2 separate regions of the Mus musculus genome follow, and region 2 is linked to region 1. The links are chromatin loops, found by intact Hi-C in ENCODE. Cell type or tissue: heart. All regions are shown on one strand. Each heading gives the region's core, and the rest is flanking DNA. Links, peaks and the distances in the headings are about the cores only. Region 1 holds the start of Pcmtd1 (protein-L-isoaspartate (D-aspartate) O-methyltransferase domain containing 1). Region 2 overlaps Pcmtd1 (protein-L-isoaspartate (D-aspartate) O-methyltransferase domain containing 1).

Region 1 (15,576 bases), core at 5,393-10,392:
GGGCAACAGAATCACCAGAGGAACAATCTCTAAACAGAGACAAATATAACAACTAACTCCAGAGATTATCAGATGGCAAAAGGTAAACGTAAGAATCTTACTAATAGAAACCAAGACCACTCACCATCATCAGAACCCAGCACTACCACTTCGCCCAGTCCAGGGCACCCCAACACACCTGAAAAGCTAGACTTGGATTTAAAAGCATATCTCATGATGATGGTAGAGGACATCAAGAAGGACGTAAATAACTCACTTAAAGAAATACAGGAGAACACTGCTAAACAGGTAGAAGACATTAAAGAGTAAGCACAAAAATCCCTTAAAGAATTGCAGGAAAACACAACCAAACAGGTGATGGAATTGAATAAAACCATCCAAGACCTAAAAAGGGAAGTAGACACAATAAAGAAAACACAAAGTGAGGCAATGCTGGAGATATGAACCCTAGGAAAGAAATCTGGAACCATAGATGCGAGCATCAGCAACAGAATACAAGGGATGGAAGAGAGAATCTCAGGTACAGAAGATTCCATAAAGAACATCAGCACAACAATCAAAGAAAATGGAAAATGCAAAAAGATGCTAACTCAAAACATCCAGGAAATCCAGGACACAATGAGAAGACAAAACCTACGGATAATAGGAGTGGATGAGAATGAAGATTTTCAACTCAAAGGACCGGCAAATATCTTCAACAAAATTATAGAAGAAAACTTCCCAAATCTAAAGAAAGAGATGCCCACGAACATACAAGAAGCCTACAGAATTCCAAATAGACTGGACCAGAAAAGAAATTCCTCCCGACACATAGTAATCAGAACAACAAATGCACTAAATAAAGATAGAATACTAAAAGCAGTAAGGGAAAAAGGTCAAGTAACATATAAAGGCAAGCCTATGAGAATTACACCAGATTTTTCACCAGAGACTATGAAAGCCAGAAGAGCCTGGACAGATGTTATACGGACACTAAGAGAACACAAATTCCAGCCCAGGCTACTATGCCCAGCCAAACTCTCAATTACCATAGATGGAGAAGCCAAAGGCTTTCACGACAAAACCAAATTCACACATTATCTTTCCACGAATCCAGCACTTCGAAGGATAATAACAGAAAAGAAGCAATACAAGGACGGAAATCACGCCCTAGAAAAAGCAAGAAGGTAATCCCTCAACAAACAAAAAGAAGACAGCCACAAGAACAGAATGCCAACTTTAACAACAAAAATAATAGGAAGCAACAATTACTTTTCCTTAATATCTCTTAATATCAATGGACTCAACTCCCTAATAAAAAGATATAGACTAAAAAACTGGCTACACAAACAAGACCCAACATTTTGCTGCGTACAGGAAACTCATCTCAGAGAAACAGATAGACACTACCTCAGAATTAAATGCTGGAAAACAATTTTCCAAGCAAATGGTATGAAAAAACAAGCTGGAGTAGCCATTCTAATATCTAATAAAATCTACTTCCAACCCGAAGTCATCAAAAAAGACAAGGAGGGGCACTTCATACTCATCAAAGGTAAAATCCTCCAAGAGGAACTCTCAATTCTGAATATCTATGCTCCAAATACAAGGGCAGACACATTCATTAAAGAAACTTTAGTAATGCTCAAAGCACACATTGCACCTCAAACAATAATAGTGGGAGACTTCAACATACCACTTTTACCAATGGATGGGTCATGGAAACAGAAACTAAACAGGGACACAGTGAAACTAACAGAAGTTATGAAACAAATGGATCTGACAGATATCTACAGAACATTTTATCCTAAAACAAAAGGATGTACCTTCTTCTCAGCACCTCATGGTACCTTCTTCAAAACAGACCACATAATTGGTCATAAAACAAGCCTCAACATTTACAAAACTATTGAAATTGTCCCATGCATCCTATCAGATCACCATTGACTAAGGCTGATCTTCAATATCAAAATAAATAATAGAAAGTCAACATTCACGTGGAAACTGAACAACACTCTTCTCAATGATACCTTCGTCAAGGAAGGAATAAAGAAAGAAATTAAGGACTTTTTGGAGTTTAATGAAAATGAAGCCACAACATACCCAAACTTATGGGACACAATGAAAGCATTTCTAAGAGGAAAACTCACAGGTCTGAGTGCCTACAAAAAGAAACTAGAGAGACCACACATTAGCAGCTTGACAACACACCTAAAAGCTCTAGAACAAAAGGAAGCAAATTCACCCAAGAGAAGTAGATGGCAGGAAATAATCAAACTCAGGGGCAAAATCAACCAAGTGGAAACAAGAAGAACTATTCAAAGAATCAACCAATCAATGAGCTGATTCTTTGAGAAAATCAACAAGATAGATAAACCCTTGGCCAGACTCACTAGAGGGCACAGGGAAAGCATCCTAATTAACAAAATCAGAAATGAAAAGGGAGACATAACAACAGATCCTGAAGAAATCCAAAACACCATAAGATCCTTCTACAAAAGCCTATACTCAACAAAATTGGAGAACCTGGATGAAATGGACAAGTTTCTAGACAGATACCAGGCACCAAAGTTAAATCAAGATCAGGTTAATGATCTAAACAGTCCTATATCCTCTAAAGAAATAGAAGCAGTCAATTAATAGTCTCCCAACCAAAAAAAGCCCAGGACCAGATGGGTTTAGTGCAGAGTTCTATCAGACCTTCAAAGAAGATCTAATCCCAGTTCTTCACAAACTATTCCACAAAATAGAAACAGAAGGTACTCTACCCAACTCATTCTATGAAGCCACAATTACTCTGATACCTAAACCACAAAAAGACCCAAGAAAGATAGAGAACTTCAGACCAATTTCCCTTATGAATATCGATGCAAAAATCCTCAATAAAGTTCTCGCTAACTGAACCCAAGAACATATCAAAACAATCATCCATCCTGACCAAGTAGGTTTCATCCCAGGGATGCAGGGATGGTTAAAAATACAGAAATCCATCAACGTAATCCAGTATATAAACAAACTCAAAGACAAAAACCACATGATCATGTCGTTAGATGCTGAGAAAGCATTTGACAAAATACAACACCCATTCATGATAAAAGTCTTGGAAAGATCAGGAATTCAAGGCCCATACCTAACCATGATAAAAGCAATCTACAGCAAAACAGTAGCCAACATTAAAGTAAATGGTGAGAAGCTGGAAGCAATCCCACTAAAATCAGGGACTAGACAAGGCTGCCCACTCTCTCCCTACCTATTCAACATTGTACTTGAAGTCCTAGCCAGAGCAATTAGACAACAAAAGGTGATAAAGGGGATACAAATTGGAAAGGAAGAAGTCAAAATATCACTTTTTGCAGATGATATGATAGTATATATAAGTGACCATAAAAATTCCACCAGAGAACTCCTAAGCCTGATAAACAGCTTCAATGAAGTAGCTGGATATAAAATTAACTCAAACAATTCAGTGGCCTTTCTGTACACAAAGGATAAACAGGCTGAGAAAGAAATTAGGGAAACAACACCCTTCTCAATAGTCACAAAAAATATAAAATACCTTGGCGTGACTCTAACTATGGAAGTGAAAGATCTGTATGATAAGAACTTCAAGTCTCTTAAGAAAGAAATTAAAGAAGATCTGAGAAGATGGAAAGATCTCCCATGCTCATGAATTGGCAGGATCAATATAGTAAAAATGGCTATCTTGCCAAAAGCAATCTACAGATTCAATGCAATCCCCATCAAAATTCCAACTCAATTCTTCAACGAATTAGAAAGGGCAATCGGCAGATTCATCTGGAATAACAAAAAACCTAGGATAGCAAAAACTCTTCTCAAGGATAAAAGAACCTCTGGTGGAATCACCATGCCTGCCCTAAAGCTGTACTACAGAGCAATTGTGATAAAAACTGCACGGTACTGGTATATTGACAGACAAGTAGACCAATGAAATAGAATTTAAGACCCAGAAATGAATCCACACACCTATGGCCACTAGATCTTTGACAAGGGAGCTAAAACCGTCCAGTGGAAAAAAGACAGCATTTTCAACAAATGGTGCTGGCACAACTGGCTGTTATCATGTAGAAGAATGTGAATTGATTCATTTCTATCTCCTTGTATTAAGTCAAATCTAAGTGGATGGAGGAACTCCACATAAAGCCAGAGACACTGAAACTTATAGAGGAGAAAGTAGGGAAAAGCCTCGAAGATATTAGTACAGGGGACAAATTCCTAAATAGAACAGCAATGGCTTGTGCTGTAAGATCTAGAATCGACAAATGGGACCTCATAAAATTGCAAAGATTCTGCAAGGCAAAAGACACCGTCAATAAGACAAAAAGACCACCAACAGATTGGGAAAGGATCTTTACCTATCCCAAATCAGATAGGGGACTAATATCTAATATATAAAAAGAACTCAAGAAGGTGGACACCCGAAAATCAAATATCCCCATTAAAAATGGGGCTCAGAGCTGAACAAAGAATTCTCACCTGAGGAATACCGAATGGCAGAGAAGCACCTGAAAAAATGTTCAACATCCTTAATCATCAGGGAAATGGCAATCAAAACAACCCTGAGATTCTACTTCACACCAGTCAGAATGGCTAAGATCAAAAATTCAGGTGACAGCAGATGCTGGCGAGGATGTGGAGAAAGAGGAACACTCCTCCATTTTTGGTGGGATTGCAAGCTTGTACAACCACTCTAGAAATCAGTCTGGCGGTTCCTCAGAAAATTGGACATAGTACTACCAGAGGATCCTGAAATACCTCTCCTGGGCATATATACAGATATCCCAACTGGTAAGAAGGACACATCCTCCACTATGTTCATAGCAGCCTTATTTATAATAGCTGGAAAGAACCCAGATGCCCCTCAACAGAGGAATGGATACAGAAAATGTGGTACATTTACACAATGGAGTACTACTCAGCTATTAAATAGAATGAATTTATGAAATTCCTAGGCAAATGGATGGACCTGGAGGGAATCATCCTGAGTGAGGTAACCCAATCACAAAGAAACTTTCACAATATGTACTCACTGATAATTGGATATTAGCCCAAAAATTTAGGATACCCAAGATATAAGATACAATTTGCCAAAAGCATGAAACTCAAGAAGAACGAAGACCAAAGTGTGGACACTTTGCCCATTCTTAGAAATGGGAACAAAACACCCATGGAAGGAGTTACAGAGACAAAGTTTGGAGCTGTGATGAAAGGATGTACCATCTAGTGATTGCCATATCCATGGATCCATCGTATAATCAGCTCCCAATCCCTGACACCATTGCATACACTAGCAAGATTTTGCTGAAAGGACCCAGATATAGCTGTCTCTTGTGAGTCTATGCCTGGGCCTAGCAAACACATAAGTGGATGCTCACAGTCTATTGGATGGATCACAGGGCCCCCAATGGAGGAGCTAGAGAAAGTACCCAAGGAGCTAAAGGGAACTGCAACCCTATAGGTGAAACAACAATATGAACTAACCAGTAGCCCAGAGCTCCTGTCTCTAGCTGCATATGTATCAAAAGATGGCCTTGTTGGCTGTCACTGGAAAGAGAGGCCCATTGGACTTGCAAACTTTATATGCCCCAGTACAGGGGAACACCAGGGCCAAAATGGGAGAGTGGGTGGGTAGGGGAGTGGGCGGTGTGGGTATGGCGGCCTTTTGGGATAGCATTGGAAATGTAAATGAGGAAAATACCTAATAAAAAAATTTAAAAAAAAAAAGAGAGAGAGCAGGCTGAGCAAGCAGGAGAGACATGCCAGTAAAGAACATCCCTCCGTGGCCTCTGCATCAGCTCCTGCTTCCTGACCTGCTTGAGTTCCAGTCCTGACATCCTTGGTGATGAACAGCAGTATGAAAGTGTAAGCTGAATAAACCCTTTCCTCCCCAACTGCTTCTTGGTCATGATGTTTGTGCAGGAATAGAAACCCTGACTATGACAGATGTCTTATGAATTAAATGACAGAATAGTTCCTCTTCCCCGTTTTGGGTGCAATGGGGTGGGGTGTTTTAGGTTGAGTCTCACACAGCTTCTGCATGCTTTAAATTCACCATGTAGGCAGGAATGTCCTTGAACTTTTTAAAAGGAGTTTTTTTTTTTTTCTTTTTTTGAGATTTTTTATGTTAATGTGCTTGAGTGGCTTCCTGAATTTTTGTGGGCACATCAATGCCCTCTGTTCCTGTGGAAGACAGAAGATGGTTTCATATCCCCTAGGATGGAAATAATAGATGGTTGTGAGCAGCCTTATGAGTGCTGGGAATTGAACCAAGGTCATTTGGGAGAGATAGTAGTGCTCTCCTTCCTTCCTCCCTTCCTGTTTTCAGACAGGTTCTCTTTCTATAATCTTAGCTGTCCTGGAACTTGATATAGCCCAGGCTCTCCTTGGACTCATAGAGACCCACTTGACTGTTTGCACTCTGGTCCTGTTACTTTCATCTCTCTAGTGCTGGGATGAAAGACCACTAGGCTGAACATTTGTGATATTCTGCCTGCGTGGTTTTATGAACAGAGTGCCAGGCCTGTACTATACTGTGTTATTTTCTGCTTAGTAATAAAGTAGAAGTCACTTGGTATGAAGAATAAAAGTGTTGCTAGTGTTCCCAGGACCAGGCTTACTCCAACAGTGGATGGAGAATGCCAAGAACAAATTGCCTGCAGGCTATATAAAGTCTAAAATCTTTACATAAATCTGGATGATGAAACAACTTAAAAATTGACCAATATAACAAAGACAAGTATCATCGGTGTAGCACAGCATTAAAATTTGGAAGCAGTTTGGTACTCAGTATCCAGCCTTCCCAGATTATGAAGTTGTGGGAGGATATATAAGAAATGACAGGTGCAAAGGCAAGACGTGGGGCATAATTAGAAACATGGGTAGGTGGCAGGTACCAGGTGTATACACAGAAGTTATTACATGATTCTTTCCAGTTTAGCTGCTGTAGAAGAGAAACCCCTGGTCCTGTTTTATAAACACAGTACTTAGCATCCCTCTTATTAAACATCATCATTTTTGCACACCTCTAATCTCAGCCCTTGAAGGTGAAGAGAAGAAAAATAAAGCTGTGTTTAGCTCTTATTCAATAGAAAAAAAGGCCTACATAAAAAAAGTCCCAGCCGGGCGGTGGTGGTGCACGCCTTTAATCCTAGCACTTGGGAGGCAGAGGCAAGCAGATTTCTGAATTCGAGGCCAGCCTGGTCTACAAAGTGAGTTCCAAGACAGCCAGGGCTATACAGAGAAACCCTGTCTTAAAAAATCAAACCAAAACAAAACAAACAAAAAAAATTCCCATAGGGACTGAAATGAAAGAAAAAGAAAACCAAAATGTTTTCTAGTGTCTCACTGTTATTTTAAAACAGGTGAAGTGGAACTCATCTGTGATTTCTCAGAAGGCTGAGGCTCGGAGGATTTCACATTTGAGGACAGCCTGGAGATTCTGTTAAAACTCCCAAACCTTCCTAATTTATCATGTGATTTATTATGTTTATGGTAAGATGTATATATATATATATATATTTTTTTTTTTTTTTTGAGACAGTCTCATATAACCCAGGCTGACCTCAAATGAAGTATCTGCAGATAACTTTGGACTACTGATCTCTGCTGTCACCTGCGGAGCTTTTGGGATTACCACCCTGAGCCGTTACATCCACTCGATAAAATATTTTCACCTGCTAAAATTTCTGCCTAGAGTATCAGAAACCGAACCCCCAAAGACTGTTATGTGATCCCATCCTGTCCAGGGGTGCTTTGGTTCTAGGAGAGACACAAAGATAGGACTAAGGAATCCGGCCCACAGCCTCAGTCTAAGGGCTAAAAGGCCACCAAATCTAACTTCGTACTTGAGACATAAAGGTGAGCTGAAAGTCAGACCATCGCATAAGTTAACTTTGTTCCAGTTTTCAAGTGATTGGAAGCTCTCATTTTACTACTCTGTTCTTAAACACTTTACACAAGGTTACTGTAGGTGACAGCAACCTAGGCCTCAAGACCTTTTGTTTTCCTGATAGGGACTTGATATATGTATGTAGTACAGGCAGACTTTGAGCATCCCAAGTGCTGGGGTTACAAGCCAGTGCCACCACATCTGGAACGTGCATTTGGTTACAAATTACAGCATTGGGAAAGCAGTGTCTTTTTATGTGCTGGAAACAAACAAACAAACAAAAAATACAGTCCCAAAGTAGGAATCGACATGTTTACTGCGGAGGACTACAGATGTAGATGCTCCCCCTTGCTTCTGACCCTCGCCACTTCTCAACAAGCACTCCTTCCCGACACCGACACAGGCAGGGGCTTCGGCGTGGACCAAGAAGGCGTCAGCTGCGCCTGCACAGGGGGCGACGCATGCACCGCCGCCAGTCATTGGGTGCGCGCCGGGTCTGCAGGCATCCTCCCCATCACCCGATACAGAGACCCGCGGAGAGGCTGGAGATGAAGTGGCCTCGTAGATCCAGTCGGCAAAACGCCGACCGGAGGCGGAGCTGGGGACGGACTGAGTCACCAGACCCTGCGCTCCCGAGCTACGCAGCACACAAACAAAACAGCGACAGAATAGGAGGAGCCCCAGCTCTCGCGGCATCCGCGGGAGCTGCCAGCCGCTTGGGCAAGCCTCGCGTTGTTTGGTTAAGGGGCAGGGCGTTCAGCGAGAGGGCGGAGTCCAACCCAGCTGAGGGTGGGGGTGTTCCCAGGCCCCGTTGATTGGCATCTTTCTTCGGAGGGCGCCCCGCGCACGCGCAGCTCCCAGGAGGCGGTGGCGACTAGGGCAGTCCAGCTGCCCGGGTCCCGGGTTGCGGGTCGGGCTCCGCCCTCCCGCGTCGGCGCTGGCGGACGCTGTGCCGGGCCAGTCGGCTGTCTCTGCGGCGCTCCGCCCGCCGCCGGTCCGCCGCTGCTTTGGCCTGGAGGGCTCCCGCCTACGCAGGCTCGTGACGCGGGGGCTGGGACGGGGCTTCAGGGACTGAGCGGGCGCTGCCGCTGTGTGAGCGTCTTCTGCGCCTTCGGTAAGTGCGGTCCGCGTCCGCTGCTTTGGCATTTTAGACACCAGCCGGGAGAACGGATGGAGAGAGACAGGGCGAGCTGTTTTGCAGAGCCAAGGTGTTTTACAGCTTATTGCTTTTATGCGTGTTCTTTTAAAATCGTGAAACCACAGCTGTGCGTTTACAAATCTGAAGAATTTGGGTACAGAAGGAGGAGGAGGAATGCTCTTAGAAATGGAGCTAAAGTACTGCGTGCTCTGTAAGAAAAAAAAAAAAAGCTGCCAAACAATGAAGACACAAGACTCCTGCCCTCTTTCTGTCCTGGACCTCAACCCCAATATTTACGCTCCCACTACTCAGAGTAACCCGATCCCAAGTGTATGTATGCATCCAGCCTTTCAGGATTTTGTCGGTGCAAGTGAGGAGTGTGTTTATAGACGAAAATTAAAGTCCTATATAGAATATAGATTTTTGGGCCAGTAGTATACGGAACTCTCCACTCTTTTTTTTAAAAACATACTTTATTGTTAAATGTTACTGTTTAGCATGGGCTTCACACTTTCAGTAGCGAGTCAGTTAAAAGCTTATTGTATGTTTTGTGATTTGCGACGCAGTTCTATAGCTCAAGCTGAGATAGAGCCCCCTGTGCTGTGGAAGCTGACCTTGAACTCTTAGCTTCTGCCTCCACCTCCCGAGTGCTAGGATCAAACAGGAGCTGTTGTGCCTGGCCTACGTGCCAGTATTTTGCAACTTAATATATTGACTTTCACAGTATCTAAGGCCACATGCGATACTTTCATATGAAACAGGTTGCTAGTCTTTGCTTAGACCTCAGAGTTTACATGAGAGGGAATGACTGCCTAAAGATTACACAAAGTTTACTTTTTCTTTATGTCATAAAGTTTAAATACCATATGGTTAGATAGCAGCATTTAATTCTTTAAACTCTAGGAGGCTACTTTTGATGAAACTCGTAGAAAGTCACCATTTAGAAATTTTGTACTCAAATAAGAAAAAAAAAAAACCCACCACGGATTAAATATTTTGCAAGGTGAACCCTAGGGAGAAGTCTGAAAGTGGAAGAAAAGTGGTTCTGCACGCATTATTGTGCTAATCTTGCTAGCTTCCAAGGGAAACAGTCTACTAAAGTAATCATAGGCAACCGTCTTATTCCAAACAGGCCTGTCCTTAAAATCATAGACACAATTGTGCACATTTATTTAGGAATCGAACTTAAAAGACTTGAAGAGATCTATGGTATTTTCGTTGTTTTTGTCAACAATATGCTGGTACTTTTTTGTTTTTAAATAAAAGCCTAAGTAGTGTCTTCCTGCTTCTGTGGTCAGTCAGCTCAGGCCTGGAGTGCCTGACTAAGCGCCTGCTCTGCTTTTCTGGGTGGGCTGAGTACCTGAACTGCATTTATGGCCCTGCCTTGTCCTCCTGAATGGAAACTGCCTTATCAAAAATATCGAAAATAAGTGTAGGAAACTATCCTGGTGTCGTTTTCGATGAGGTTTCTGGTGGTTTCATATTAAAATAGCTGAAACACTGTAAATTGAAAAGAATACAAAGTAGACAAAATTAAACTTTGCTTATTGCATGGGAATTAAAAATGTGTTACTGGGGTTTGTGCCTTATAGTATATAATACTTTCATTTTCTGGCAGGTGTGACTAACTGTAGTTTAAGGAACTATGACCAGTAGTGAGTTCAAATAAAGTGTGATCAAATTATGCATTTGAGGAGAAACCCATGTATAGTTAAAGATTTGAGCAGTTCTTGTTTGCTCAGGATAACAAGGTAGGTGTTAAGTATCTGCCATTCATTATCTCTTACTCTGTATTGGATGTCTCATATTGGTGCACACGAAAATATTTCAGCCCAGAAAAATATTTTCAACAGACTAACTTTCAGTTATAGAAGTGGGAAGAGTTGGGAATGTGCTAAGTGTGTTCAGAAATTAAAAGCAATGGCTGGAGTTGGAGCTCCTGGCATGTCTGAGGCTCTCCGTGATTCCTGCTAAAAACAGTCCTTTGCCTGATGGGAAAGCTTGCTTTTTAGTTTATCATGAAAAGTCTTTTGGGGACTTGTTAATGTGAGTAGCTAGAGACAAATCAAGTGTTTGGGGGTCTTGTGTTTCTTCCTTTTTCTTTTTATAAATAAAAGGCACAAGGAATTATATCTGCAGCTTAAATCATCATCATCATCACCACCACCACCACCATTATTAATTTCTCCCTTTTTTGGGCTTTGTTTGGCTTTGTTTATCTTTGGTCAGTGTAAAAAACACAACGTTTATTACATACCAAAATGTGAGAGTACTAACATTCCATTTGGAATTTTAAGAACAGCCATTTTAGATTTCATCAGAGTTGTTCTTCCAAAGTTGGGATTGCAGGAAGAAGCCAAAGTAGTGAAGAGGGGGCTGAAAATTGAGAATTGACTGTCAGTAAGCAAAGGGAGAAAGAAAGTAGTTTTTAAAAGATTGCTTAGAATCAGATGTATGGATGCAGAAGGAGATGGAGTTACAATTCTTAGTTTTGAGATATTGGAATAATATCTAATTATTAATTAAGTATCCTTTATTCTGTCCTGGTGGGAATAGAATTAGAATAATTAATAACTTTGTACAACAATCCCACTTCTGTTCAGTGTGTAGTTCATTTCACTGCAGTTGAAGAGCTGTCACACGTGAAGCGCTGTGAAGGACTGTGACTACCTGCTCTGAGCCATCACCCAGCAATAGTCCTTCTGTGACTGTAGTCTCTGCCTGCTCTGAGCCATCACCCAGCAATGGTCCTTCTGCCTTGGGTATCCTTGGTTTTGGTTCTCAGCTTCCTTTTCTAGCTGTGCCTGTGATTTCATCTGCTTGTCCCCTGTCTCCTGTGTCCTGATTTTGCATCACTAGCTCATTTTCTTTAACCTTGAGATTCCCTGCCTGTGTTATTCTCTCTGATAAGTTCTTATTGGGTACCACTCTGTTACTTTGAATTTGTTACATTGTGAACTGAATAACTCTTTCTTATTTCTTTATTTTAATAAAGAATATTTTCTTAGTCATGTAGGCCCCAAATCAAAAGGTCACCCCAATTTTTGTTTTTACTGTCTGTTATTCTCACTAGTATTTTTTGTCACTGTGTGTTTTAGTCAGGGTTCCTATTCCTGCACAAATATCATAACCAAGAAGCAAGTTGGGAAGGAAAGGGTTTATTCAGCTTACACTTCCATGTTGCTGTTTATCACCAAAGGAAGTCCGGACTGGAACTCAGACAGGTCAGAAAGCAGGAGCTGATGCACAGGTCACGGAGGGATGTTCCTTACTGGCTTGCTATGCTTGTTCAAACTTCTCTTCATAAGACTTAAAGAGAACAAAGTCTCTGCTGGGCTTCTTTGAAACTTCCTTTGTCAATGCAATTATTCTGAGTCTCTTCACTTTAGCCTCAAGCAGACTTTTCAGACAAGGGCAAAAAGTAGCCACATTCTTCACCAAAATACCACAAAAACAGTCTTTATGCCACAATCTGAAATTCTTCTCCTTTGAAATCTCTTGAGCCAGGTTAATATAGTTCAAATCACTCCCAGCAACAAAATCTTCCATATTCCTACTAGGATGACCCATTAAGCTCCATTTAAAGCATTCCACTGTGTTCCAAATCCAAAGTCCCCAAATCCACTTTCTTTCAAATAAAAGCATGGTCCGGCGGCCTATCATAGCAATACCCCAGTCCCCGGTACCACTTTTGCCTTAGTTAGGGTTTTACTGCTGTGAACAGACACCATGACCAAGGCAAGTCTTATAAAAAACAACATTTAATTGGGGCTGGCTTACAGGTTCAGAGGTTCAGTCCATTATCATCAAGGTGAGAGCATGGCAGTATCCCGGCAGGCATGGCACAGGCAGAGCTGAGAGTTCTACGTCTTCATCCAAAGGCTGCTAGTGGAAGACTGACTTCCAGGCACCTAGGGTGTGGGTCTTAAGCCCACACTCACAGTGAAACACCTATTCCAACAGGTTACACCTATTCCAACAAGGCCGTACTCCCTGGTCCAAGAATATACAAACCATCACACTGTGCCTTTTTTTCTTGTTCTTCTAGCAGATGTGTATACCTTAAGATACTTCTGATTTCTCGGTTTTGCTTTTCATTCTGTTTCTGAGACTAATTGTTCTAAAAACGTCCTGAATGTGGTCTTTGATTTGTGACAAATAAAGACCCTAAACACACACAAACACACACACACACACACACACACACACACACACACACACACACAATATGTATGCCCGCCACATGCCCACAACTAGCACTTTGTTCTCGTTGGTCCTTGTGATATATAGCAGGTGCTATTACCCTAGTTCACTTGTAAAGAAACCAGGGAGGGCCTAGTATGTGGAGGGGCTAGAATTGATGCTGCAGGCATCTGCCTAGTTCCTCTGCGTTGTCTGTATTAAATCAACCCAGTGCTTTTTAAAAAACTGACTTTGTGTTTTAACAGACTTTAGCGTTGGGCCCCCAAAACCTTCAGTTTTACCATACTTTTTTCTTCTCATGCATTGTCCATTTCTTGGGATCTTTTTGCTTTTTTTTCCATCTTTATTTTTAAAAATAAGTCCTGTATGAAAGACTGGTCAGGCTCCCCTTTCTTGGTTAGTGTTTTGGTAGCTTGTGCCTGTTTACATACCTCTAGGATGATCCTGTTTACTCCCAAACTTCCAGCCATTGTAACTAACTGTGAAGTTCTTGGAAGGAGAAGCCAATTCTTAAGTTATTAATTTGGAATTGGCGAGTGACTGGGAAACTCCACTGCCTTGACATGTAAGAAGCATTTCATTTTCATTGCCACATTTTTGTTTCAAAATTCTGTTTGTTCTGTATTCCTTTTCTTTCTTGACACATAAATACACACCACGAGCTTACTAGATAGAGTTCTGTGTGTCTAACAATTCTATTTTCTTGTTCTAGTTATGTCGATTGACCAAGCCAGCCAATCAACAGGTTCTCCAGGGCATGAGGGAGGATTAAAGAAAAAGAAAATGACAATGAGACAACACTGTAGCATGACCCCAGCCAGTTCTGAGGCTGAGGTGAATTTATTTTTCCCAATCTGCTTTTATATCATATTAATTACCTGCAAGTAATAAGGAACAAGCAAGGCAATAAACACAAATAGTCAAGGAACTAGCAGTGCAATAAAGTCCCATGATCACTGTTTCTAAGTGCTTATCAGGATGACCAAGATCTCTGAGCCTACTTCCCTGTCCTAGCCCAAAGTCATATTCTTGCCTGAAGCCTATGGTATTTGTTCTAGATTACTGCCTGAGCTTACTTCTGAGTCCTGGCCCAATGTTGAATTCCTGGCAAGGAGCTGCAAAAGCTTTCCACAATAGATAATGTGGATTCTTTTCAGATTATTAGGAAATGGTAGATTGCTCATCTGAAAACTAATTTACTTGAGTGCTTGGTTCCTTGGTATACTGAGTTTGTAAAAAAATCAGTGTTTTGGTATGTGAATTTTCCATGCTGTCAAGTTGACCCAGCTTCCTAATGAACTGCAGAACTCTCATGAACCACTTCACAGTTTCTTCTGTGTATGCAGAGATTGAAAAGATTTAGCAAAATCACGTGTGTTCTTTTGTTTTTGTTTTGTTATATTTGGAAGTTGTAATCATCTAATCATCTGGATGCTCACACAGATTGGATGCTACATCAGGTTCTGAGTTCAGTCCCTAGACTCACTGTCACCACCGGAAAAATCAAAAGAAAAATCAAAAGAAAACAAAAAAGCCCAAACAAATGAACAAATAAACAAAACTCCTAGTAGTTGAACTTTCGGTGAGGGGAAAATCAGATTCTTGTTTTAAAAAATATTTATTTACTTAATGTATGCGAAGGTTCTGTCCATATGAATGCCTGCAGGCTAGAAGAGGGCATCAGATCCCATTATACATGGTTGTGAGACACTATTTGATTGCAGGGAATTGTCTGGAAGAGTAGCTAGTGCTTTTAACTGGTGAGCCATGTCTCTAGTCTCAGGGAAAATCAAGTTTAAAAGCTGAAATAGAGGGTGCCCCCACCTTTAATCTCAGCACCTGGGAGACAGAGGCAGGTAGATCTCTGAGTTCAAGGTCAGTCTGGTCTACATATGGAGTTTCAGGACAGTTAGGGCTACATAGTGAGACTATATCAAGGAGGGAAACAAATAGACCTTTGTTTATAGGCAGTGAGACAGGTGGACAGGAAAAAAGCATGGCACACTTTTTGCTTTTTACTCAGTGGACTGTATGACACTGGAGGCGTGAAGATTCAGAGACCAGAAAACGACTTTAATATTTGGGTTTGAAGAATGGGTAATCTGGATAGCCATATGGGAATGTAATTAGACAAAAGGTGTGATCTGGCTCAGTGCCTGAGAGGAAGGAAAATTTGTCTGTAAAGATTTTCCTTGGTGTCTCTGTGCCTTTCACTTGGTATAGGTCAGTATGCTTGGATGAGGGGAAATTGATCTCTCAGAAAAGTTAGGTCGGAATCTTTTCATGACCCACTCTTGATACAAGAGGATATGGGAAGGTTAAGATAAAATGTCTAGATTTTATGGCTCAC
Region 2 (15,576 bases), core at 4,770-9,769, 51 kb after region 1:
GAACAATGGCAATTTTAACCATAATCTTTAAGTTTCTTTTGCAGTATTAAAGCATATCCATAACGTTTAGAAAGCACAACCCAATTTTAAACAATCCATTCTCTTTAGAATCAATACTAGAAGCTTCACTTTCATGTTACGACATTACGATGTTTGGCTGCCAATTCTTATATGTGAATGCATGACAATGCAACTTTTAATGCTTCATAAAAGAGACATTGTTTTAAATCTTATCCCTTATAATTACATAAAATATTATCCCAATTTAGAAGTATCTCTCGAGGCCTGGTTTCCTGGGCTGGTTCATGCTATGTGTTGTTTAAAATGACTCCAACCCTGAGTTATCAGTTTTAAGCTAACTTTCTTATTACCAACGTTATACCCTTTTAATCATTCCCAGTAACTTATCAGCCAAGTATAAAAATGCTTGGTCTATGACCAAGACATGCAGAGCATATTTATATCTTTAGAAACCAAATGAAGCAGCTACATGGATCTTATAAATTTAGACCAAACAAAGAATTTTTACTTTTTTCTAGCTACAATTTCAAGAGAAAAAGCACTTTGTTACTTGCTGAACCCACTAATCATAATTGCAGATTTTTCTAGGAAAAAACAATTATCAGCTTATTGCCTTAGAACTTGAGAAGCTGCTGACCCCTCTTAAAAGCAGCTTTTCAGCAGGGCCCCTCCTGCTGTGCTCGACTCCTGGCTAAGGGTGCGGGCAACTTAAATCAGCCTCTGTTGTTGCAACTGAGACTGAGTCAAGAGATAGATAGCCAGGAAAGTTTTAACCATTTCTTCTTCTCAACATAAAACATAGAATAGTCATTCAGACAACGAAACAAAAACAGACATAAATTGACACAAGGATAGATTGGTGCACCAAACACAGACAATGGAGAGAGGGTAGAGAACTTGATGTAACCAGAACTAAGGATGTCTCCTGACTTCCTTCTGTCCCTGGAGAGCTCTGAAATTTATTTTCCCTCCCCCTCTCCCTCTCACTCTCTCTCATGTCATTTGTATATCTAGCATCTCCCCCCCCTCCTTTTTTTTTCAGTTATTTACTCCTATTTTATTTTATGCCCTACTCCTCTCACCTGATGCAGTTCTTGACTGAGGACAAATGCCTGTTTAGAATTTTCCAGTCCTATTTTCCAATGTCAGCCCCTAGCTAATATCAGTGTTGGGCCGATGCTGAATCAGTCTAGCCTATATCCTTTTTGCACCTTCTCAATCAACAGCCTTCAAAAGATGAAATTTGTAGCACTAACATTAATGCTCTATGTTGCTTACCGTGTAGTATACCATTTTCCTTTTTTGTGGTGCCCCACCAAGACAGTGTCCCTCAGTCATTCTTTCCGGTTTTCAGGCCCCTCCTGCAGCTGTCACCTGTTGCTGCCAGTGGCCTCAGGTTACTGGGTTCTGAAGGGAAAGCTGGGGCTGTATGGGATGGACTGCAAGAGAAATAAAGAGCTAAGACAAAGCTCTCTGATCAAGGCCCAATGTTTACTTTTGAGTCTGAACTTATAAAGGGGTGGGGGGAACCCATCCCCCACTTGTGCTAGGATCTCGCTGCTTTGTCAGGATCTCATCGGGAAGACAGGTTCAGCCTCTCAACGTGTAGTGGCATCTTGGAGGAAGCAGCAGGTGTGGCTGGACAATAGACCTTACCTAAGTTGGAAGACTCCACCCTAGCTGGCTGTGGCGAACACAAGGTCTGAATCAGCCCACTCAAGGCTGGGGGGAAGGTCACAACACCTTATGATATAATTATTATACCTTGTGTGACCACAAATCATAAACAGTAATCAGGTTGTAATAACATCTAACATGATATTACTATTGCTCATACAGCTGCAGGGGAATATCCTCTTTATAAGATGGCAGCTTAGCTTTGTGGAATCTTGCCTTGAGTTGCCAGTCCTTTAATTCCATTTAATATCTTCAATCTGGTTATCTCTTTGGACACAGGATTTAGTTCTATTTTACTTCCTGGTGTCCCTTTAATTCTTGAATCATACATTTTGAATTTTTCCTTTGTCAGCTTTGTACATTTGATCAAAAACCCTCTTTAAGAGTGAACTGCACGATATTCTATGCTAGGCTGTTTTGAGATTTCCTTTGTCAATGCATTCAATATAAATCTTTTTACCTTGGCTTTAGGCAGACTCTTTGGACAAGGGCAAAAATGTAGCCATATTCTTCACCTCAATATCATAAGAATTATCTCTAGGCAACATACGAAAACTATTATTCTGTGAACCCTCTTGTACCAGGCACCCATACTTCAAATTATCCTCAGCACCACTGTCATCCATAATTTTATTAGGATGGGCCCATTAAGCCCCACTTGGAGCATTCCATTGCTTTCTTTATCCAATATCCCAAATCCACACTCCTCCAAACAAAAACATGGTCAGGTTTATCACAGCAATACCTAAGTACCTGGTACCAACTCTGTCTTAGGGTTTCCATTTCTATAAAAAGACACTCTGACAAAGGCAACTTTTATAAAGGCAAACATTTAATTAGGGCTGTGACACACTTCCTCCAACACAGCCACCCCTACTCCAAAGCCATACCTCCTAATAGGTGGCACTTCCTTTGTGCCAAACATTCAAACACATGAGGGCCATACCTGTTCAAACCACTACAGTTATTACTTTTTATTAGAACTCTAGTTATTTTTAGATATAAGAAGACAGAAAGAACATCTATGAAGCAGTGGTCAAAACTAAGTTTTAATCTATTTTGTTTAAAGATTTACTTATTTTATATATGTGTATGTCGCTGTCTTCAGACACATGGTTGTGAGCCACCCTGAGGTTGCTGGGAATTGAACTCAGAACCTCTGGAAGAGCAGTCAGTGTTCTTAACTGCTGAGCCATCTCTCCAACCCAGTTTTAATCTATTAAGCTGCCCTAGAAGCCTTATTCTCACACTATACCACCTTATATTGATTTGTATTCCATGTGTTAAATCAGAGCGAGGGCAAGTGAACAAGTCACTGGGACCTGAAGGACTGCCTACAGAAAGCTTGTAATTCTCTGAGTTTGTGAGTCAGGTGTGGTTCTTGCCTATGCAATGACCACATTTACAGAAGCCTTTTCCTCAGCATGTGCTTGCTACAGTCTTGTTACAGGGATTCAGGCAGAAGCTGGGAGAGTAGGGCATCTCTGGCTTGGTAATATGCAGTTAAGAAATAAGATGCCACTTGGGGGTTTCTTTTCTCTTCTCTTCTCTTCTCTTCTCTTCTTTTCTTTTCTTTTCTTTTCTTCCTTCCTTTCTTCCTTTCTTTTCTGTGTAGATCTGTTCCCCATTTTTTTTTCATTTTTTATTAGATTTTTTAATTTACATTTCTAATGTTACCCTCTTTCCTAGCTTCCCCTCTGAAAATCCCCTATCCCCTCCCCCAACCCTGCTTCCCAACCACCCATTCCCATTCCTGGTCCTGTCATTCCCCTATACTGGGGCATAGAAACTTTACAGGACCTAGGGCCTTTCCTCCCATTGATGACCGACTAGGCCATCCTCTGCTACATATACAGCTAGAGCCACAAGTTCCACCATGTGTTTTCTTTGATTGGTGGTTTAGTTCCAAGGAGCTCTGGGGGGGGGGGGGGTACTGGTTAGTTCATATTGATGTTCCTTCTATGGCTTCAGACCCCTTCATCTCCTTGGTTACTTACTTTCTGTAGCCTACATTGGGGACTCATGGAAGGAGTTACAGAGACAAAGTTCAGAGCAGAAGCTGAAGGAATGACCATCTAGCGACTGCCCCACTTGGGGATCCATCCTATAAACAACCACCAAACCCAGATACTATGGCAGATGCCAACAAGAGCTTGCTAACAGGAGCCTGATAGCTGTCTCCTAAGGGGCTCTGCCAGGGCCTGGCTAATACAGAAGTGGATGCTCACAATCATCCATTGGACGGAGCACAAGGTCCCCAATGAAGGAATGGGGGTTCTTGTCTCATTCAGAAATGAGTATAGAGGATAGGCGAGAATTAGAGCATTCTTGTTCAGAGAGGGGCAGTTAAGAGTTTTCTTCGGAAAGTTAAGGTATACTTGAAGCAGTTATCCATAAATTTAATTTTGCTCCACACTTGAAGAGTTAGGTTGCTTCAAGTCCTAATATGTTGCATTAGAACATCACCTTTGGTTTTAAAGTCAAAATAAATTATGTTCTGCTCACCTAACTGTCTTCCCAGAGCTCAGGATTTTTACAAAGGACTCTCAGCACTGTCTTTGTTCCTGTGTAGAGAGAAGTTGAAGAGAAGAAAAAATAAGCTTCCCAAATCTTTTTTTTTTCACAGTCCACGAAGGCTTTTTATTTATGATTTACATTTAAAAAAAGAATCCCAGGATTTTCCCTCCTGTATGTTTTCATCTTGCCTCTTCATGGTCCATGATGCCAGCCAAGGTTGTCAGCACGATGAAGCCAAACTGCAGTGATAGGAGCAGGTTGTTCTGCCATTTCTCTAGGTCTTTGAGTTGAATATCAAATCTGGGGCTTATAATTCCACACTTGTTCAACCTTCCTGTGAGGTTCACAACAATCTTCCCAGCTCTGTGATCATCAATGATCTAGAATTCACCAATGTGCCCATGCTTCATCATCACGGTTAAGAACTGAACGATGACTTTAGAACACGCCTGATGAGGACCTGGCGTTTGCCTCTCTTCTCAGCATTGTTGATGCTCTTGAGAGCATCCGCCAGAACAGTCATTCACACCATGGTGGTGGTGAGGGAAGATGCCAGAAAGAGTGAGCTGGGCAAACACACAGAATTATGGGGCCCAAATCTTTTACCTTATAGTAATGAACTAAATACCAAACCATTACCGTTACTTCATTCTTACAGCTGCTGATTCAGGTGAAGGTGGTTCCTCATTAATACCGTTTCTTTTTGGCTTGGGGATTTATTCCTATTTTCCAAATAGAACCTGTAATATAGAAACTATAGTTCTAGTAAGAGCAGTAATACATACATATAGTTATCCAACTTAAATACTTTATTTTCCTAGCCTCTTGACTAATTCTTTCATTATCAGAAGTGACTAAGGAGAGTCCCATAATCATTCCAGTGCTGAGAACACTGCCACTGTGGTGGTTTCTACAGCGTGCACTCTTAAAGGTGGAGCAGGCCACAAGCAGGGGACTCATTGGCAGCTTGTCCTGAGGGGCTGCTGGTTAGTTATAGTGTGCACTACCATCCTGTTTGGTCTGCATGCCTTGTTGCAGGATGGTAAATGATCCTTATTTAGAGTGCTTACATTTCCTTTGCCCTCAGAAAATGTTCACGTATTTCCCCGCGTGCTTTCTCTCATTTCCTCTTGTTTTAATCAGGAATGGCTTATGTACTGGAGATCTTACTGTTTTCCTCTTTATTTTTATTCTGTATGTGTGAGTATTTTGCTTGTGTGAATGTCGGTGAAACTTGCGTGTGCCTGGTCCTTTTGAGGCCAGAAGGATCCCATTGAACTGGAATTACAAAGGGTTGTGAGTAGCCATGCGCGGACTGGGAAGTGAGTTTGAAGAACAGCCAGTGCTCTTATAGAGGCTCTCTCTCCAGCCTCAAGTTTACCCATTTTTAAGTCTTTAACTCAGTGAGTTTTTCAATGGTAACATGGTGTAAACTGCCACAGTCTAGTCTTTAAAAACCTCTATTAGGCAATATTCAGTAGTTGTATGTTATTGTTACTGTTTTTGTTTATTTATGGTTTTATAAGCATTTATTAGCATAGAATTTTATGTTTCTTCAGACTCTGTAAGGACTTCTTTAGAATGGTCTTGCCCCAACTCTTTGTTCCTGGTGAGATCAAACATTCTGCAGACGTCATGTTTCATGCTAAGGAGAAATTCTGTTTTTTTACATTAAACATTGGTTTGAGTCTTGATCCTCTATCCTGTGTTTTAAAGAAAGATTTCCGTCTTTTTAGTAATTATGGAGAGTATTCTTGAAAAGTAACTTGGTTATGGTTGTGAGCAAATCTCTCTTGAGAATGGTTTCTCTTATTATCACAGTTAAGCTGGCAAAGCGCCATGTTGTGTACACTGTGCTGCTTAGTCCTGTATAGTCATCTGTGTGTCTTTTTTTTTTTTTTCTATCCCAATGGCCTGGACTGCATTATTAGCATGTTTTTTTTAATTTATTTTAAAAATCAGTTTACAAAATATCAGGCTCCTTTGTGACATTTTCCTACCTACTTTCTTCCTCCTGATTGATTTTTGCCCAAGCTCCTCCTGCCTTTTTTTTTCCTCAATGTGCCCTTTAATATCACATGTTCTCTTTTCTTCTTGGCTGCCTTCTTAAAATTCTTTTCCCTGTACCATGGACTGCTTTCCTGCTTTGGCAGCTTTTATTCTCCCATTCAGTTGCTCAGAGTGTAGAGATTAAAATCTAAGAGCTACCCTATGTGAGAAAGCACAGTGTTTCTTTCTGATTCTGAACTACCTGGCTGTTTTTGGTATTAGTATCTTTCCAACCTGGATCATCTGTGTAGCAAATGGTCCTCTTTGCTTTTTGTCAAATTTAGTTGTAAGGCTCATGAGAGCAGTGCTTTTATGACCTGACCCCGCCCCCCATGAGTGCGGGCCTTTGGTGACACTCTGTGAGTGTAGTAGTGACTTTGTAGCCCCATGAGTGCACTGTTTTTGTTACCTACTGTGAGTGCAGTGCTATTATGATATCTCATGAGTGTAGAGCTTTTGTAGTTCCTATGAGTGCAGCACTTTAGTGACTTCTCCATGAGTGCGCTGCTTTTGTGACCCCATTTGAACAGTGCTTTTGGTGTCATTTGCAGATCTGGTGCAGAGGAGCAGAGATGTTGAGTCACTTGTGTATGTTCCAGCAGAAGTGTAAGAACTCTCTCCTCTTGCTTGTGCTGAGCAAGAAACTGCATTGCACGGAGGCCTGTGAGTGGAGCTCGAATCATAAATATGACAACAGTCCCTGGTGCTATCATAGCCAAGGCATATTCTGAGCTCATTTTAGCTTGTAAAGTTAAGTACGTTCTACCAGGATGATTTTAGTTTGTAAAATTAGATCCTCTCCCTCTCCCTCTCCCTCTCCCTCTCCCTCTCCCTCTCCCTCTCCCTCTCCCTCTCCCTCTCCCTCTCCCTCTCCATCTCTTTGTATCTTTGTTTCTGTATTTCATGCATGTACACACACACACACACACACACACACACACACACACACACAGAGGACTCTGCAGAACATCATTACTAGAAAAATAGGTTACTTTCAGAAAATTACTGGTTTTTTGCATCTGTTCCCCTGTTCATGTGAGAGAATTCATGGACAGCTCTTGTAATTGTAATATAAAGCCCACAGTTGTACAACTGTTTCTTTGTGGTGCAGTCATATTTAGGTTGTGTTGAATGTTGAGCTGAATGCATCGACTCATGGCAGCAGTTAATTGTAATTCACAGCCATGCTTGGTTTGCGGGGATGGTTTTGTTTTTTCTGGAACTGGTCCTCACATTCTGTTTTGAGTCTGCCTTCTGACAGAGTCAGCCCATTCCAGTCTAGGAAGAGAGGGAGTGTGTGTGTGCGCGTATGAGCATAAGAGTAATGCAATCTTATTGATCATACTCGCCCCCTCACTACCCTCTCTTCTGCTCTTGCTGAGCCCTTCTTTTCATGACTCTTCCCCTCTCTATCTTTGTTTCAGGCAAAGTTAAGTTATGTGAACACAGTAGGGATTCCTTACTGGTGCATGGGCAACTTACCAGTATCTGTACTACTGAACAAGTCAATACCCCTCCCCTGCTAATAGCTCATCAGGGAGGGTTAGGGCCTCAGGAGCACATCTCTTTCCTGCCTCAAAAGGATAATGTTGAAGGAAACAGTCATACATAGTTCCTGCTCAGGCATTTACAGCTGCTGCGTGTATCCTGAAGTCAGTGCTTCGTAGCATTACTCCCCTTTCCTTGGGTATCTAATTTCCAGATCTCCTTCTATTGTCTTTTTGTAAATGACTTGTTCACTTAAATAACTGCAACAACAACAAACCTTTGTCTTTAGCCTATATTGAAGAATGGATCTCTCTTTTGTTTTGGTTTCAGTTTCATCGAATGTTACAGAATCCATGAATTTCCAGAACCTCAGGGTTAACTGACCCATGTCTAGACACGGAATTCGGAGAGTACTCACAGTCTTTATCCTTACAAATGTGGTCACATACTATTTCTTCAGGATACATAGGAAATTACCCTGTCCTTATCTCAATCCTTCCCTCAATTCTTTTCCATACAATACAAAAATTTCACTATATTCTCTTCGTCCCATGTTCCCTTTCTTGGTGAAAGTCCAGTTTCCTTCTGAACTATGCAAGGTAAAGACTTGAATACCAGCCTTTTTAGTCTCCTGCTGTGGAGAAGGCAACAGACTCATTTCCAGAGTTCAAATCCTCAACATATCAGAAGGCATGCTTTGAAACAGCTTTCCTTTTTCTTCTTGCATTTAATCCAACGACCATCCCACTTCCACTGTAATGTAAAACCCTGAGGATACCTGATTCTTTAAAAATAATATTTATGTGATCTAATAGGGAGAAAGTAGGCCTGAAACAAGAAGAAAGGTTGTCTTACAGATAGAAAGTAAGTATGTAATCAGTCTGAAGATTTTTCTATTAAATTTGTTTTTAATCTAGTATATTTATTTGTAAGATTTACTAATTGCCTGATAGTAGCTTTGATATAAATTTGCAATTTCTTTCCTTTATTATGCTTCTATGAAGTATTTGCATTAGACCCTATATCAGCTGCTGAAAATACCTAATAGAGAATAATAGCACTTCTCCTATTAGTACTTCTTCATTCTGCTCAATAAATTCACATTTCAGCATGAGTTAGTCATTTCTGGACCTGGATGCCTGCAGTAAAATTGAGGTAGGTAGGCATTGTAGTAATCTCAGTACAGAACAAGAGGCTTGAAGTTCAAGGCTAGCTGAGCCACAAAGTAAGGCCCTAATTCAGAAGAAGTGGGAAAAAGCCAATGAAAATGAATTTGGGGGAAATTAATTTTGTTGGATCAAGATCTGTAGCTATGTAAATTTTTGTGAAAGCCAGAGAATCATGACTTTAAGAAAATCCTTAATTACATAACAAATTCAAGAGTTTAAAGCTAGCCTGAACTACAATGAGACCGTCTCAAGCCAATAACAGAAACTCATGAGGAATTATCTCAAGAACCCAAATAAGAAGTGAAAATGAAGTAAAAAGAAACTAGTAGTTATCTACATAGATTTAGAAGGGTCAGGTGCCTTGCAAGGTGTTACTGGCAAAATCTAGGATTTTTTTTTTTTTATGAGACTTTGCCAAACCTAGAAGAGAGAGAAATTTCTCATTTTCAGAATAAACTATTACATAGCGATTCTTAGGAAAAGTTGGACAGTAGTTGCCTTTAATCAGTGTTAGATAGAATGTGAGAACTCTGGGAATCACACACACCTCCATGTTTGGTTTTATTGGCAGGGATATAGCCCATGTAGGTTAGGCTGACTTTGAGCTTACAGGTGTAGCCCAAAGTGATCTTGAACTCCTGTTCCTCCTGCTTGCACCTCCCAGGTGCTGGGATTAAATACATTTGTCACTAAACCTGGCTCTTTATGCTTTGACATACTATCTATAATTCATTTTTTTTTACCTGTCACAGTCTACAAGTTTACTTATACTTCCTAAAGTCTTATCTTATATAATTATAGTTACTAGTAATGAATATAATTTGTTAAAAAGTATTTTAATATATATAGTTTAATGTCATTGACTTTATATTGGTATCATAAAAACCAAATAACCAGTTCATGTACTCCCCCTTGTGGTAAATATTAGGGTTAGGCAAATGATTTCTTATATTAATATTTGTTAACTGTTGGTAATACTTTACAAATGAAAACAGGGATTTGAATGGTCCAAAACAGTAACAATCACTCAGACTACACTGGGCATGATGATACATGCCTATAATGCTGTCCTGAGACAAAAAGACTGCTGAGAAGTCAAGACTAACTCAAATGGCAGTCAGTACAGGTCAGGCAGAGTTACATAGACCCGTGTGTGTGTGTGTGTGTGTGTGTGTGTGTGTGTGTGTGTGTGTGTGCACATTAGATAATCAGATTGGACTTTGTATAAAAATTAGGAGGTATTTTTATGCATTAGAGGCCTAGTCGTGTGTTATTACTTTAGCCTGACTAGGCCATACCCCAGAGGGATTGCCTTTGACCTATCTGCAGTAGGACCCAGGCATGATAGCTTTAAACAGGTCCAGTTTGTCCTACTTAAGTTTCCAGGTTACCGATGTGCCATCGTGGCTGAGAACTACTTCTATAGGCTTTAGCGTTCTTCTGTCCCTAACCTGGTGTGTAAGTGGGAATGGGGGTGCATCATAATTCTGCTGCTCTCTTACTTGCCTTACACTTTAGAGCAAATGGAGTACTTTTAAGTAAGCAGTGGTCGATCCTTAGGATTCCTTTTAGAGTAAGAAATAACATGCAGGAAGTAGTCAGTCACTTAACCCTAGGTTGTCCCACAGGGAAGAACAAGCAGACAGTTCTGCCTTAATGTTCTTAAATAAAATTGTACATCTGATCACGTCCTCCCTTCAGTTTTTCCAGCTAAGTGTTAGTCCTTTTGTCTGGGTTGTGCTTTGTGAGTTAGCTCTAAAAAAATGTCCACAGCAGAGGGTGCTTCATTTGTGTAGTGGAAAGCTCTTGGGTTTCCTGGGTGGCTGCCCGATAGGTGTCTGTGTACCCACATTACATTGCCCCAACTGTGGGCATCAAAGTGACGCTGCTGTAAATAGAAAATAGTTATTGTATTTTGCCTAGTAATTATTGACCTTTACACGTACACTTTAATTATCGAGTAACTAATGAATATGTGAACTGAGTAGAGCTAGGAATAATTGTTAAAAGAAGATAGTCTTCAGTTTTATTATATTAGAATTTTGTTATTTTTGTTATTTATCATAACTGAGCTTAAGGCAGTCTTAAAGATAATTTCTAATATCTAGAATACCTACATATTTCATAGGAACTCTTATTTGTTTTATTTATTTATTTTTTCATTTGTTTATTTTTTTATTTCATGTATGTGAGTATACTGTCACTGTCTTCAGACCCACCAGAAGAAAGCACCAGATCCCATTACAGGTGGTTGTGAGCCACCATGTGGTTGCTAGGAATTGAACTCAAGACCTCTGGAAAGGCAGTCACTGCTCTTAACTGCTGAGCTGTCTCTCCAGCCCCCTCTTATTTATTTTATACACCGACCCTGTTCCTATTTTCTCTTTAAAAAGTTAACTGTTAAGTGTTGTATCACGTGTTAGTATTTTGTCTTTATAATTGTATATCTAAATGAAGCCCTTATTATTTCATAAAAATCTGCCTTGGTGTATGTGAATAATTAACATTGGATTGTATTGAATACAAAGTCACATTTACATTTCCTCTGGAGTAGTTTCTTTTTTTTTCATTACCAACTTGTACTGTTTTTTGATATATATGATAATATATCTTTAAAAATCTAAATGTTCATAGTTTTTGTTTTTGTTTTATTTTTCCTTTTTATCCTCTCTCTGGGTCCTCTAAAATAGCAGCACATGCTTTTACCTGCTGACTGCCTCTCCTGTCCATGAATTTTGCCTTTTATTAATATATTTTATCTTTTAAATTTACTTCAGTGTTAATGACTTCTTGATTAACTGCTAAAGATATACTTCTATATTGCTTTAAAATTAAACAATGCATTTCTTTTTTCCTGTGATAGGGTCTCATGCAACCCATGTTGGCCTTGACTAGACTATGTAGCTGAAGGTGACGTTGTTAAACCCATGTGTGGCTTTAACATTTTGTGTGGAGGTGTGGTGGGGGCAGGGCACATGCATGCAGGAGGACATCCTCACTTTCAGTCATCATCGTTGACCTTGTTTGAGGCGGGATTTCTCTGTTGTTCATTGCTGCATAGCCAGACTAGTTGGCGTGTGAGCTTTGGGGTTCTCACTCTGCCTTCAGTCTGTAGTTACACCAGTCCAGGAGCCTGGATTTACGTGGTTCTGAGGATTCAGAATTGGTTTTCTACACTTGCATGAGACTCACTATTCACCATCTTTGCAGCTCTAGTTTGTTAGGTTTTGATTGATGGGTTCTGCAAGCTTATGAGCAAAACACATTTTTACAGTGTATAATGCCGAGATGTATTTCCTACTGTAGACCTTCCAGTGTCTGTTTTCAGAAGCAAATGGTCTGCCTTCCTAGTTTCCTGTGTCTTATTTTCCTGTGGTGCTCTTTCTGAGTTTTAACTATCAGCCCTGTCCTGTATTAATGACAACTTGATGTGTTCTAGTTGAGAGCACATTCTGTTACTATAGTAGCATTGCTATTTCATTTCTATGTATTTTTTTTACCATTATTGTTTTTAAGTGTGTGTGTGTGTGTGTGTGTGTGTCTGCATTTGAGTGTGTGTATAAGTACGCAGGTGCCTGTGGGGCCAGAGGGGTCAGATCTCCTTGGAGCTTAAGTTATAGATGTTGGAGCTGGCTCAGCATGGGTGCTGGGAACTGAACCTGCAGGAGCAGCACATGCTCTTAGTTGCTGACAACCTCTCCTGTCCATAAACTCTGCCTTATGTTAATATATTTTTATCTTTTAAATGTTAATGACTTCTTGATCATTAAGTGACAAAGATAGGCTTCTTTGTTGCTTTAAAAGTAAACAGTTTCATTTTTAAACAAATATTTGTATAAGCTATGAATAGAGTATATTTATACTGTGTGTATATTTATAGTGTGTGTGAAAACAGTCCTTAATATGTTACTGAGGAAAAATGTAGTGTCAGGTTTGCTGTGGGGTTGGGGCTTCCAGCTTGACTTGTTGCTTCAGTCTGCTGAGTGCTGGGCTTACACCTGGACCACCGCCCTCTGCTCTGGAAATTATTAACTGTCTTGTATTAATAGGATATGAAAAACAAGTTAGGTGAGAAAACGTTAGGAGATTTCATTAAGATGGGTCTGGAGAGATGGCTAAGTAGTTAAGAACACTTGCTGCTCTCCCTGAGGAACCGTGCTTAATTCCTAGCATCTACGTGTTATCTCACCACTGTCTATAACTCTAGCTCCTTGGGATCACACAGACACACAAAGCAACAGTGCATATAAAAGAAAAATCAAATATAAATACAAACTTTCCCTTAAGAATGCTGAGAGTGGGAGAAATGGTCTTCCTCAGGAAAGAGCACACCAATTGGTTATCCAATACCAAACGGTCAGCACTAAAAACATACATACAAGTAACATTGTGTAAACTGAGAAGGTTGTTTTTATGCATTTAGGAATGTATATATATTACATATGCATATATATATTACATATGCATAGATAAATATATGGAGAAAGCCATGAGTTTGAAATTCAGGAGCATGGAAGGATTTGGAGGGATAGGAAGGGAAGGGGGAAATAATGTAATTATACCTAAAAAAATAAAATAAGTAATTAAAGACACTTTCTGAAATATCGACTTTATGTCTAAAAGTTGCTAACTTGCTTTCAGACAGTGATGGAAGCATCTTTAAGGAACGGCCTGTCTGTGTCCTCTTGACCTGCTCTTGTGTAGATTGGGCAGCGTGACATAGGAATGGGAACCTTTGCTTTCAGATTCCGAGCTTCTGCATTTGTTTTACCCGAAATATAGAATGCCAGCAATATTTTTGTTCATGTCTTTTTTTTTGTATAAAATGTTGGAAAAGCATTACTAAATTCTTAGTGGATAATGGAAGTACAAGTTTCTCTTAGATTTTATCTTAATGGAGCATAGAAGGTAGAAGCAAACTTAGATTAATTTGGTGGAACGTTTTTCTTACTGTATATTACTAAGCAATAGCAGTTTGATATTAACTTTTTAATTTTAACTTTAAGTGGTACTTGAAATAAAAGTAACTGGATGTGCCCTCCTATATCTGTAAAAAGACCAGGAGAACAAAGTCAAGACTACTTTAAAACAATTTCATCTACTGACAGCTGCAGATTTAAAGGTGCCATTTTCTGGCAGGTAGAGGAAGACGAGCCCACATTTTCTATTCACCAGCTTCAAGTATAGGTGACTGTCTACAGTGCAGCTTTAACTCGAACAAGCTTTAAACCAAATACTTTCATTATTATTTTGTTATACTTTATTACATATTTTTTATATTATTATTTTATTAAGAGGTTGAACAAATCTTTTACTGTCTAGAATATATGTCGGTCATATTTATTACCCCCTCACCTGTCTGACTTCCTTCCGAGCACTTTTAGGCTGAACTTCTCCCACATATATTAACTCCTTTGGAAACTAAAGTTTTAATCTAATTTTGGGAGGAGGGTTTGTTTTTTAAATGAATCTTCAATTTTCCGGTTTATAGTATTAGGAATATTAAGGAATGTTAAACCGAGGTTTCAGTTTTCAGATAAAAAGCTAACCAGTGTATCTGTAAGGAAACAGAAAGGAAGAGCTTGCATTGCCTCCCTTTGCTCACTTGTAAAAACAGTATTTCAGGTTAGTCGGACAGTGACTGCATAATGCAAATATCTAATAATTTTTTGTACTATTTGAATATCTAAATTTGCTCATTTGTAGTTGTTTTTATTTATTTTTTTTGTTTTTTGGTTTTTGTTTTTTTTTTTCGAGACAGGGTTTCTCTGTAGCCCTGGCTGTAATGGAACTCACTCTGTAGACCAGGCTGGCCTCGAACTCAGAAATTCGCCTGCCTCTGCCTCTGGAGTGCTGGGATTAAAGGCGTGTGCCACTACACCCGGCTGACTTTTTCTTAAAGTGGTTAATAAAGATAAGACTGATACTCAATGTATTGTGACAGACACTAGAGAACTCTTTCAGTTACAGATTCTGTAAGGGAAATTAGTGAACTCGGCAGGGTAGCACACATCTTTAATCCCAGCACTCCAGAGGCAGAAGCAGAAGACTCAGGGAAAGTTGGGGCTATATAGAGAAACTCTCTCTCCAAAACAAGAACAAGAAAACACAACCTTCATAGGAAGAAGCCATACAGATTACAGTAAAAGAATGTAGAGCACAAAACCTGTTGGGTTCCATTTTAGACGATGAAGAGAGCTTGATTGTCAACTGCAGTCATAAGCTCTCTCCCCCAGCCCTTTTCATGCGAGGTCTTTCAGCCATCATCTTGTGTAAAAAAAAGTATGGTGTGAAAAGCATGAAGTTGACTGGAACTCTTAACTGCACTTCTGAGAACCACGAGACTTTGAATAAAGTGAACCTGGTAAGGTAAAGACACCTCACTTGGGTATGGGCAATGCATATTTCCTCTTGCTATTCAGGAAGCTGGGGCAGGAAAACCACAAGTTAGCGACTAGCTTGGGCTACATGGTGATTTGAAGGCCAGTCTGAGTAAGCAAGTTAGTAAACAGAGGGCTGGAGGCGCAGAGGCTGACTAGGGCACAGTCTGGTTCTAATTTCAGAAGGACAAAGCAACAGCACTGCACCTTAAACTTGGGGCTATGTGATCATTTTGACCATAGCGACTTGCCCAAAATCCTGTCTTTGTATATGT

Evidence for each region. Hi-C counts contacts between places; a loop is a spot of excess contacts. Peaks named below come from ENCODE experiments on the same cell type or tissue, not always from the same donor. Only the 100,000 strongest peaks of a DNase experiment are listed, where the experiment ranks them.
Region 2: it touches region 1 in a loop (4-fold over the local background); 12 of 42 quality-filtered maps call a loop at or near these places.

What each region holds. Positions count from the first base shown.
Region 1 is chr1:7,080,218-7,095,793 of GRCm38, forward strand. Pcmtd1 (protein-L-isoaspartate (D-aspartate) O-methyltransferase domain containing 1) reads left to right here and starts at 8,703. Exons shown (of 6, transcript NM_183028.3): 1 at 8,703-8,999. In heart, for the core only: a CTCF peak has its summit at 8,254; a DNase peak (open chromatin) is centred at 8,714; H3K4me3 peaks cover 2,706 bases; H3K27ac peaks cover 2,167 bases.
Region 2 is chr1:7,131,840-7,147,415 of GRCm38, forward strand. The region is part of intron 2 of Pcmtd1 (protein-L-isoaspartate (D-aspartate) O-methyltransferase domain containing 1); the gene reads left to right. It also overlaps the pseudogene Gm26983. Among named protein-coding and RNA genes, the nearest start is that of Pcmtd1, 51 kb to the left of the region's middle. In heart, for the core only: no CTCF peak of the experiment used is centred there; no DNase peak of the experiment used is centred there.